Linked DNA regions of Homo sapiens: region 1 is linked to region 2. Evidence: chromatin contacts called from ENCODE Hi-C data. All regions are on one chromosome and are shown on one strand. The core of a region is the stretch at or near the end of the contact, and the rest is flanking DNA. Distances in the headings are between cores, read along the strand shown.

Region 1 (5,873 bases), core at 1,704-4,203, 220 kb after region 2:
GGTATAATGGTCAGATCTTCTGCAAGGCCATTAACAGCATACCGTGAATCAAGCATGACTTGACATACGAGAGGAATGATTTATAGCAAATTCTTGGAACAACTACTATCTGTAGGACCTAGGAGAGAGAAAAAAATACAAAGACATAAAAGAACTCAAAACATAAGCCACTTTTGCATAGTCATTAACTGCAGATTATATGACTTATGCTCTTACAAAGAATCGTTTGAAGCATCAGATGAAGAGGGAAGGCAGAGCAGTGAGAAGTCTTTGAATGAGACCTTTGAGCTTGTATTGCAGACTTGGGAACTCACCTCATGTAATGGGGAAAACAGGCTGATTATTTAGTTCTTTTTTATTAAAAAAACTCTATAATTATAATAAAACCCTTTTTAATTTATTTACCTAATATCCCCTTGCCTGAAATGTCTTTTTTTTTTTTGTTTTTGTTTTTTGAGACAGGGTCTGGCTCTGTTGCCCAGGCTGGAGCTTGGCTCACTGCAACCTCCACCTCCCGGCCTCAAATTATCCTCCCACCTCAGTCTCCTGAGTAGCTGGGACTACAGGCATGAGGCACCACACCCAGGTAATTTTTGTATTTTTGGTAGAAACAAGGTTTCACCATGTTGGCCAGCTGGTCTCAAACTCCTGGCCTCAAGCAATCCTCCCGCCTCAGTCTCTCAAAGTAATCCTTCAGTCTAATCACCAAAAGTAATAGCTTGTTTCTGCTGTGAAGGAAATCTACAATAATAATTATATTGAGTGTTTTCATACATTTGATTAGTATAACCAAATAATTTCAATAAGTATAAAGATTTAAAATGAACATTTCCTTAATGTTGTTTAACCTGCATTATAGGTTTTATTTACAACTCAACCCTTATCCATAAATAATAGTCTCAAATATTTACTAAAAGTCAATATATTTTGTGTATGATATCACAGCCATAAAAACAATCAAATTAGAAGTAGCATTTACAGTATTAGTCACAGATAGGAAACCATAATTTAGTGAAGAATAACAAAAATAAATAAATATAGATTGACAGATACATAGTTAGATTCTGAAATTTAACTTTGGCTTTACCCAACCTTGTTGAGAATGAAATCATGTATGCAGGGTGCCTTAAAGGCACTTTTTTCCTAAAAATTGTATATATTGGAAATAATTCACCAAGAAAATCCTAAGAAAGAAAAAGAGTTTATGTGATTGACTTTGGGTTATCAAAGCAAAGACTATCCAGGGTAAATAACAGGCAGAGGATAGTGATTACAGCTCATTTATTAAAATAGCAACATTGGTACATATCTGAGTCAAGCCTGGAACTCCCCCTCCCTCTCAACTAGACAAGTTAGGCTTTAAAATTACTGTAAAAATTAAGTCAAATTGCCTGTGAAGGTAAGCTCTTAGAAGAATTTTTTAGGTAGATGATCTACATAACAAGACATGCACCAACCAAATCTGCAGTCAAATATTGGGGGAAAAAAGCAACAACAGTAGGTTTGTGTTTATTGCGATGTCTGGAATATTTTAAAAATTAAGCTCCTGGCCTCAGCCTAGGGATTTCTAATCAATTCCAGGAAATGTACTGTATCTTTCCTTGAGGCCAGCAGGAAAGCCCCTTGGCAAGGGTGTCTGGAATGGCCACTTGACATCCCCAGCACACCTCTTGCCAAAGTTACCCATGGCTGCTGACAGAGAGACTGATGTGCTGCCACAGATTGACTTTAGGGATGAACAGATCAAGATCAACTAATCTGGGCAGATGCATTAAAGTGTTTCTGTGTATTTAAGCATACCATAGAAAGACAAATTCAACAGCTTTCACTTTGCTTTCATACAACGTTGTTCTCTTACGTGTTTTCTATTTTTGTTTATATACTAATTTCCTCTAGATTGACTGGGTTCTAAATTTATTATGAATTTGGTAAAGCCTCTGAACTTTGTGTTTCTATATTACACACCTTGTGTCTGTGACTACTGTTGTGGTTATACACTCGGGATTTTGAAGTCTCAACGATAATCACCATAAGTCATTTTTAGCAGCTCTGTTTAAAAGATTCCATCAGTAGAAATTCAGCACGGGTAACTTTCACTTAAACATTCCAGACCCTCAGAATCCTTTACATTTAAGTGATGTGTTAAAAACAATGGCACCTCTTTTTACTTAATTTCAGTCACATTTGGAAGAAGATAAGAAAGTTTATTCTGAACTCCATCACTCACTATTACTGAGTTTGCTTCATTGTTGAAACTAGGGAAAATTAGTCCGAGGTTTCAAAAAAGCAGCTAAACAATTTTTTTTCCAAATTCTTATCCACCATGACTAGACCATGGCAAAAAAAAAAAGAAAAAAAAAGAAAAAAGAAAGAAAAAAAAGGAAAAGAAAAACAATAAAACACAAACAAACAAAAAACCCAGAGAGACAAAAACACACTTCAGCATAGTAGAAAGAAAGCAGATATACGTAGACACAAATCCCCAAGCTCTCCACTTACTGGGTAAGTGGAGCTACTTAATATCACTACAATTCAGTTTCTTTATTTATAAAATAGAGATGACACCTCCTTCATCGCTTTGCTGAAGGATTACAGGATGATGGGTGAACTGTAATACTTGGTACATATTATACATTCAATATACATTAGGAGGACCCCTTTCTGCTCATTATGTGGACAGAGGTAAAGTACCAGGCCAGGGTATTTATGATGACTATGTGGAAAGACTTTGGCTTCTATGGGGATGACATGGTTATAGGAATCAAAACTTTGACATTAAAAACTTTCATATCCCTTTATGAAATTCAATGAAAAAGAAAGAGCTGTTGATGCTGTGGGCTAAACATGAGGACAGTAATGGTTGGATTAACACAGCTGGACCACAGAGTGCCAGATGGTGGAAGACACCCTTCCCCTTCCCCTTCCCAACCCATAAATCCTAGAACCCTGAGCCCCCTAGTGTGAGCTTTGTGCATTTGTGCTTGAGGCAGCGAGGTTCTCCCACCATAGGTCCCAGTTGGCATATCCACCAACAGCTCTCACCAAATCACACTTGTGTCCTGCCTTCCTTTCCACATCCGCCTGCACTCTCACCACCCCCAAAGAAGCACCTTTACTGTATATTACAGATATGTTTGATTTCTCTAAGCAAAATGTTCTCATATTCTACGTACAATTGCATTCAAAACCTAAGTTCCACTATCTTAGAGATGATTGTGTTGTTGTGTTTTTGTTTCCTTGAGGGAATATTACCTCTGTAAACCATATGGCAAAGGGACAAGATGGAACATGAGTCACTGTACACAAGGGAACAAACATCCAGACATGAAGGCAGCGTCACAACAACTCCAGAGGCTGGCAGTTTCTGGGCTTCAAAAGGAAAATAACTTTTTTTTTTAACTCTGCAAACCACAGCTACTTGTGTGGTTGATGTGTAGCTAAAGGCCACGGGTCTCCTATCACATGATCTCACACAGAACTGGAGTTCTTCCAGTGAGCAGGTGTTAACGGTCCCTGAAAACCAGTTTGTAAGAGATCGTAGCTGTCATCCCGGAGTGGTGTGTTTTAATAGAAAGAAACCCATGTTTCCCAGGAAATTGCTATCAAAGTTCAACAGAGATTCCAGTGCATGAGCGGAACATAATTTACCCACCATTTATCTTTAATGAGCACCTACTGTGTGTCAGGTACTAAGCACCTGCTAGCTTTGTCTATTTTAATCCTGCTGTTCCTTTAAATCTCAGGCAAACATCACTTTCTTACAAAAGCCTTCCCTTACTTCCCTGAGTCAGATCCTCCTTTTACACACTCTGGTAATATGACATCTCTGTCTTTCACGGCTCTTAACCATGGCTGAATTTTACAGTATTTATGGCATTCTTTTATTAACATTTGTCTCCTCCAGCAAGCTGTAAGCACCATGAGGGCAAGTACTGTGTCTGACTTTAGTCAGTACTATATCCACAGCACCTAGAAGGCACTCATGTATTTATCAACAAATGCAGGTCTTTATGTTGTCTGCAATCTTACATGCTCCTGAGGTAACAGTTCAGCTGACCTGATTTAGGGTCAGCTAGGATAAAATGAGTAAATATTAATTAGGAATAAAGTGCATATTTCTTTCTTTGGGAGACATAGATTACCCACACCAGTGGTGAACTGGTAAGCCAGCTCTCTTGAAATTAGTCAGTCAATCAATCAATAACCCTGACTGGTATTGTTTGCCAAATTCCTTGGTGCAAATACTCTCCCCATATCCAATTTCAGACTACCGGTATGAAGTTATTGGACCTGAGTTGGGAAGAAATGCACACAATCAGCAATCATGAGCCAATTTGAAGCAGCACTAGCATACACTGCCTCACACCCCACAGATACTCTGAACTATTGCATCACTCCCATGATTTGTCATAACTGTAGCCACAAGAGCAGCCTACGATACCTTGTGTCTTCTGGAGGCATGTAATTAGAGACCCCATGAAATAAAGTCACATACAAATGATTCACCAGGAAAAGCCAACATCACTGGGAATGGAATGTTAATTTTTTAATCTGCATAAGATTGAAATTACAGTTAAGATCCTGTTTGACGGAACATGGTTTCACATTTGAACTCTGGAGAAAAAATAACCTGGGGACATGGGTTCTCATTTTAGAATCTTATTGATAAGTGAAATGATAACATTTACTCTCTAAACCATTGTCTTGACCTGAATGGGTAGCAAAAACATCACCCTAAAAAGTCACCACAAAATGAAGACCTGAAGGCTTCAAATAGGAATTTTTTTGCCCTAGGGTGTACTCCTGAGATTCTACCATTAGGGGTGCTATTCTTTGATTTTTCTAAATCTTATCAGGACATTAAAGCCACTGTGAAAGTGAATATTCTCCATGGACAGCTGCCACTTTAATCCTTTATCAGCCAACACCTTCACTATAAGTGAGAATAAAAACCAGCAGAAATAGGCTTGGTGGGCCCCAGTGGATGGGAGCAGAGGCACTGGAAGGGGAATTGGAAATTTGCATAAACAAGTTCTGCTTCATGATATTTATTTATTTATGCCAAATCTAGCCAGTCACTTCTCTTTAGGTTTTTTGCCATGCCTGGTATTTTATTTTTAAGTCATGTATTTGTTCTAATATTTATTGGACAATTACAACTGCTGATAAAATCCAAAGGGGCTGGGGATTTAGATATAAAAGATGATTAGCTTTTCTCACAACTTTCATGCAAACATAACTAAAAATTAACACTATTGATTTTTGCTAAATAAAAGTACCAAAAACCTGTTATCTACATGACTTGTTTGCTTAAAAGCATTTGCCTTGGGAGGCAATTACTTTTGCACCAACCTAAAAACATCCACCAAAGCGTTTGGGGCTTCCCAGAGCCTCCATGTTAGCAAATCTTGGGCTAACATGAAGAGGATGTGATGTTGTTGGATATGGCCAATACCATATGAAGCTAAGTCTAGCTGAGTGTTAGCCTGGGGGATACTGCCAGGAACAAATGAGGCCCAGCTCCCAGTAATGGGATATGTGTCTCCTGGATGCACTCTGAGGATTAAATTCCGTGCGCTGACACACACTAAAGCCTCTAGCAAAGTCTTCATTTAATTAACTACAAACTTAGATATATGAAACAAAACCTCTGTAAAAAATCTTAAGGTCGAGAACATACTATATAATAGGCACAAGACTGAAGCAGTGTGGGGCAGATGTGATGATAGAGTCTTTGATGTTGATAGAAAAGCAAACTGGAAAATATTCATTCGTCCTCCAGAACCTCAAATCCACCCACACTGGAAATTGTCACTAACATACTCTTGCTCAGGAATAACACATACTCTGACTTGTAACGCTTGTCTTATTCT
Region 2 (5,874 bases), core at 291-2,790:
TTTCATTCCATAATTTCTCTAACCACTTTTAGAAACTATTAATATTTTCATCAAAGCCCACATTAGGGGCTTATAAGTACCACAACTTTAATAGCTGCTGTTTATTATCTCTATATATTTCTCTCTTCAAACTTTGTTCTTTCAAGTATTACGGGCCAGCTCCTGGGTTCTAGATGCCAAGATTTGGTTATATGATTTTGGTCAAATTTCAGGAGTATATTCAGAGAACTTCAATGAAACCATGTTAGTTGGCCGGGGGTGTGGCTCATGCCTGTAATCCTAGCACTTCGGGAGGCTGAGGCAGGTGGATCACTTGAGGTGAGGAGCTCAAGACCAGCCTGGCCAACATGGTGAAACCCCGTGTCTACTAAAAATGCAAAAATTATGGCCGGGCATGGTGGCTCACGCCTGTAGCCCTAGCACTTTGGAATGCCGAGGTGGGCAGACTGCCTGAGCTCAGGAGTTCGAGACTAGCCTGGGCAACATGGTGAAAACCCGTCTCAACTAAAAATACAAAAAATTAGCCGGGCATGGTGGCACACGCCTCTAGTACCAGCTACTCGTGAGGCTGAGGCATGAGAATCGTTTGAGCCCAGGAGGTGGAGGTTGCAGTGAACCATGATCGTGCCACTGCACTCCAGCCTGGGCAATAGAGTGAGATACTGTTTCAAAAAAAAAATTAGTGGGGCGTGGTGGCACAAGCCTGTAATCCCAGGTACTCAGGAGGCTGAGGCAGGAGAATCACTTGAACCTGGGAGGCAGAGGTTGCAGTAAGCCGAGATTGGACCACTGCATTCCAGCCTGAAAGACAGAGCAAGACTGTCTCAAAAACAACATAAAACAAAAAACAAAAAAAAAGAAGAAAAGAAGGAAAACAAGAAACCACGTTAGTTGTTCTGTCATTTTTAGTTAATTTTTTCATTCTCACCTTATGTTGCTAATTCGACATAAAACTAATTTGAGAAAGGATAAAATAAGCTTCAAGCTATAACTGAAGCTTTATTTGCAAATAGTAAGCCAACATATCCAATAGTTCAGACGCTGTGACAATGTATCAGGATTCTAGGATCACCAGGCTGCCTTCACTTTGCATCTGAAACCCGGAGTGAGTGAACAGCAGCAGGGCCCTCCACTGAGAACACAAACACACCTGTGCTTCCTATTTATAGTCACCTGCTGACTAATAATACCCCCACAATGACTTTCCCGTCAAACTTCTTTACTGTAATGTTTTAACCTATGAAATTCCCACTGTAACATAAATGTGTTTATCCCAATCTGTCTGTAACTGGGTGTAAACTGGGAGGTGCTGGAACCAGTTCGCATCAGCTTGCAAGAGCTGGGTAGCATCTCTTCCCAAAGTATGTTCAATGATGTTACACTTTTGGTTTAAAATCAGCATGGTAAAAATATTTACACCACAGAAAATGGCAAACGCTACAAATCAGGGCTTCCTAGACCCCACCTCCACCAGAGCTGAGCTTTAAACATTGACCGGCACAGCACTGGATACATACATCTGTTATTGCTTAACACAAGAAACTTCATCCACACTCCTTCCTGTTCTAGATTGAGTGCACCTGGTGAAAACCACAAGGATGCTTGTCCATGAAGATTTAAAGGTACAGAGTTCACTTAGAGATTAGCAACGGGGACATATTCTATATCCTCACCCCATAAGGTATGCAGGAGGAGAAATTATGCCAAAGTATGCTAGAATCCATGTAACTGCTTTCAGTGTCCAGGATAAGAAATCAAACATCCTCTGAGCTATGACTGTGTCTTAGTCAGTGTCAGGTTCTAACTGAGGTCTGAGGGGAGTCAGTGGGTGAGTGGTGGGTAGCTGGAAAAACACTCGAGGAATCGTAGACAGTTTCGACATGGCTTTACTCTCCCTCTGGGCACGAGTGAGCCCAGGTGCAAGCTGTATGTACAGCATCAGTAGGGTAATTATACCTTGTACAGACAATAGTGGGTCCGAGCCAAGCACAAGCTCATGTGGGTGATCACCTAATGCGCCTCACATGGTGTGATTACATAATGTGTGGAGTTGTGCTCCTGTGCTCCAAACTTGCTCAGTCATGCTGGACTGGATATCTACCTTGGCCTATTCTTTTTTTTTTTTTTTTTTTTTTTTTTGAGACGGAGTCTCGCTCTGTCGCCCAGGCCGGACTGCGGACTGCAGTGGCGCAATCTCGGCTCACTGCAAGCTCCGCTTCCCGGGTTCACGCCATTCTCCTGCCTCAGCCTCCCGAGTAGCTGGGACTACAGGCGCCCGCCACCGCGCCCGGCTAATTTTTTGTATTTTTAGTAGAGACGGGGTTTCACCTTGTTAGCCAGGATGGTCTCGATCTCCTGACCTCATGATCCACCCGCCTCGGCCTCCCAAAGTGCTGGGATTACAGGCGTGAGCCACCGTGCCCGGCCTTTGGCCTATTCTTGACTGCAGCAAATCCATTTTCCTTACACTCCACCCCCTAGGCTGAGCGAGACATAGGCTTTGGACACACAGGTCTGACATATAGGCCTTACATTCCACCCTGTAGGCCAAGGGAGTTCTAGTGGGAGACATGCCTGCAGGGCAGAACCCTGGATCCAGAGGCCACAGCAGTACTACAGGGAGCAACAACTCCAGGTTATGGCGGGCAACCACCCCAAGGTGACGTTACCCCAATGCTGCTTTATACATTAAGCCAGGTTTTTATTTTCCTACCTTTAGGGGCATTGGGGCAGGCAACAACAGGTTACCTTTTGTCCCCACACGTGGTTGGAGAAGGTCATCCTTCCTCCTTCAGGTCTTTCCCTATGGCTTGGCCCCACATGGAATGGTGACTAACTAGCTACTTCTGTAACTTGCAGGTAGTTAACCACAAGGTTAAGCCTCAATAAACTGCCCAGCTATTGGTGCAGATTACCATAGGTGTCACCACCTTGGTCATCACCATTCACACTGCCCTGAGTTCAGCCCATTAGCTACTTTGTCCATACCCGGTTTCAAACCATATGGTGCCAGTACTAGGTTGGACTGCAACAGCAGTCCAAGCAGCAGTAGCACCTTGGCTAGACCCATGACTAGGGGTGCCTCAGGTCCCATGGCCTTCTCTTGCATTAAGATTACAGATCCCGGCCGGGCGCTGTGGCTCACGCCTGTAATCCCAGCACTTTGGGAGGCCGAGGCGGGCGGATCACGAGGTCAGGAGATCGAGACCATCCTGGCTAACACAGTGAAACCCCGTCTCTACTAAAAAACACAAAAAAATTAGCCGGGCGTGGTGGCGGGCGCCTGTAGTCCCAGCTACGCGGGAGGCTGAGGCAGGAGAATGGCGTGAACCCGGGAGGCGGAGCTTGCAGTGAGCCGAGATCGCGCCACTGCACTCCAGCCTGGGCGACAGAGCGAGACTCCGTCTCAAAAAAAAAAAAGAATACAGATCCTGGCTGGGCGTGGTGGCTCATGCCTGTAATCCCAGCACTTTGGGAGGCCAAGGCAGGCAGATCACGAGGTCAGGAGATAGAGACCATCGTGGCTAACATGGTGAAACCCCATCTCTACTAAAAATACAAAAAATTAGGAAGGCATGGTGGCGGGCGCCTGTAGTCCCAGCTACTTGGGAGGCTAAGGCAGGAGAATGGCGTGAACCTGGGAGGCGGAGCTTGCAGTGAGCCGAGATTGTGCCACTGCACTCCAGCCTGGGCGACAGAGCGAGACTCCATCTCAAAAAAAAAAAAAGACTACAGGTCCCAAGACCTCTTGCAACTCTGCTGTTAAGGGGCTTGTACTCAGTGTACTCTGCTGCTCTAAGTAGGTGCCCCACTTTGCTAAAGGGATGTCTGCACTGTCCCAGGCTGGGGGATCCATAGCCATAAATGTACCCATGTTGCTATTGAGTAAGTCATCAGCATGATGACTATAGCTCATCTTGCCACACTCTCATGAGCCTGAGGGGCAGTATATGTAGTTACTAACTGCTTCTCTATCAATGAATACCAGAGCTCAGCTCTCTTCTAAAGTTGGGACCAAAAGCCTACTGGTGTTCTAAAGTGCTCCATGCACAGCCACAGGCCCCAGTCAAACCCATCTGTGGTCACATGCATATAAAATTCAAATGGGCACCCTTGGTCAATCACTCATAGAGCCTGCATCTGCTGAATAGCCCGGTTGGCTGCCAGGAAGGCAGTTTCAGCCGCACTATCTCAATCCCAGGCAAGAGAGGCATTGCTGCTTCTAAATCTGCAAGGGAGTCAGAGGTTAACATAATATCATCAACAAGACCATGACATAAGGTGGGGCTATGCATGTAGTCCTGTGGCAGCACTGTGAAAATCCATTGTTGCCCTCTCCTGAAGGCAAACTGTTCCTGGCTCTCTAGAGCAATGTCAATTGAGAAGAATGCATTGGCCAAGTCCACTACATAGGGGTACTGTCCCAGTTCTGTTGTCAAGCAGTCCACCAAACCCATGATAGACGGCACAGCTGCCAACCCGTGTAAAACTTCCACCCCCCAGAATGTATTCAGGTATGGGAGAGATATACATAGTGCATAAGCAGGAAGCCAAGCGGCCGATGCCAAGGTGCAGAGATACAGGTTTCACTTTCACTCACCGGCCTCCATGGCCATCTATGCAGCCTTGCCTGGAAACTTATCCAGATGCAGGGACCAGTGGATTGCCAAGTCTGCATATGGCCTCTGGTCATCCAGTATCCCCCCAAGCCAGGCACCTGGGCCATTTCCCTAATCAAACAGAAAAGGCTTTACACCTCCACCTGGCTGTAGCAAGTAGTATTTGAGCTGCAGCACCCGGGTGGGACGGGGTTGCACAGCAATGTCCTTCTCCCCCTTGGACATTTCTGGAATTGCTGCTCTGAAAACAACTATCTCCACAAAGTTAAGAGTACTTCATTGGGCTTCTTATCAATTTTCTCTTGGTCAACCCCAACCAAAATGAAATCTATCCACATCTGTGAGCGTGATGGACCCAGGCCTGCATTCACAGCAGCCTCTAATTCCTTTTCCAAGCTCTGTAGCCAGGCCTCCAAGCACCCTGCCCACACCTGGAGGTCCCCATTCACAGCAGCTTCTAACTCCTTTTCTTTGTTTTTTTTTTGTTTTTTTTTGTGGGGGGGTTGTTTTTGAGACGGAGTCTTCCTCTGTCACCCAGGCTGAAGTGCAATGGTGCAATCTCGGCTCACTGCAAACCCCACCTCCCAGGTTCAAGCTATTCTCCTGCCTCAGCCTCCCAAGTAGCTGGGATTACAGGCATGCACCACCACGCCCGGCTAATTTTTGTATTTTTAGTAGAGACAGGGTTTCACCATGTTGGTCAGGCTGGTCTCAAACTCCTGACCTTGTGATCCACCCACCTCAGCCTCCCAAAGTGCTGGGATTACAGGCATGAGCCACCACACCCGGCCTTCTAACTCCTTTTCTGAGCTGTGTAGCTGGGCCCCTGGGTGCTCCATCTGTACCTGGAGGGCCCTTACCTGCACTGCATCCTTCAGGAACTGGGTGTGTACTTCTTGTAGCACAGTCAAAAATGCCCATCGAAATCTGCAGGCAAAAGCTCGCTCCTTCTCAGTTCTCTGCACTTCCAGTTGCTTCATTGCCTTCTCCATGCTCATGAGGGACCCATCCACCACCAGCCAGGTTTCCATCAGAGCCCATTCCAGCAGCACAGCTCAGGATCCTGTTCATAACACCAATCGTCAGGTTCTAACTGAGGTCTGAGGGGAGTAAGTGGGTGAGTGGCTGGTAGCTGGAAAAACACTCAAGGAATCGTAGACAGTTTTGACATGGCTTTACTCCCTCTCTGGGTGCAAGCCATACGTACAGCATCAGCAGGGTAATTATACCTTTTACAGACAATAGTGGCTCCAAG

The links. Hi-C counts contacts between places; a loop is a spot of excess contacts on that map. Pooled maps may share reads with other maps.
Region 1: a loop to region 2 is called in a pooled map, with 9 times the contacts of the local background. The contact joins two enhancer-like sites. A Hi-C loop is called at or near these places in 8 of 37 single-sample maps with no recorded cell type and 5 of 50 pooled maps.

Annotation. Positions count from the first base shown.
Region 1 is chr6:135,084,603-135,090,475 of GRCh38, forward strand. No RefSeq gene overlaps it. Among named protein-coding and RNA genes, the nearest start is that of HBS1L, 33 kb to the left of the region's middle. RefSeq lists silencers at 1,629-1,708, 1,719-1,778 and an enhancer at 4,131-4,180. Within about 2 kb of position 2,954, at least 7 of the 41 ENCODE cell types and tissues checked have a DNase peak (open chromatin) inside an H3K27ac peak, as active enhancers do.
Region 2 is chr6:134,869,616-134,875,489 of GRCh38, forward strand. It overlaps LOC101928277 (a long non-coding RNA gene), which reads right to left. Exons shown (of 5, transcript XR_001744364.2): 2 at 5,480-5,682. Among named protein-coding and RNA genes, the nearest start is that of ALDH8A1, 78 kb to the right of the region's middle. RefSeq lists enhancers at 3,816-3,935, 3,946-3,995, 4,026-4,105, 4,186-4,245, 4,336-4,425. Within about 2 kb of position 1,541, at least 3 of the 41 ENCODE cell types and tissues checked have a DNase peak (open chromatin) inside an H3K27ac peak, as active enhancers do.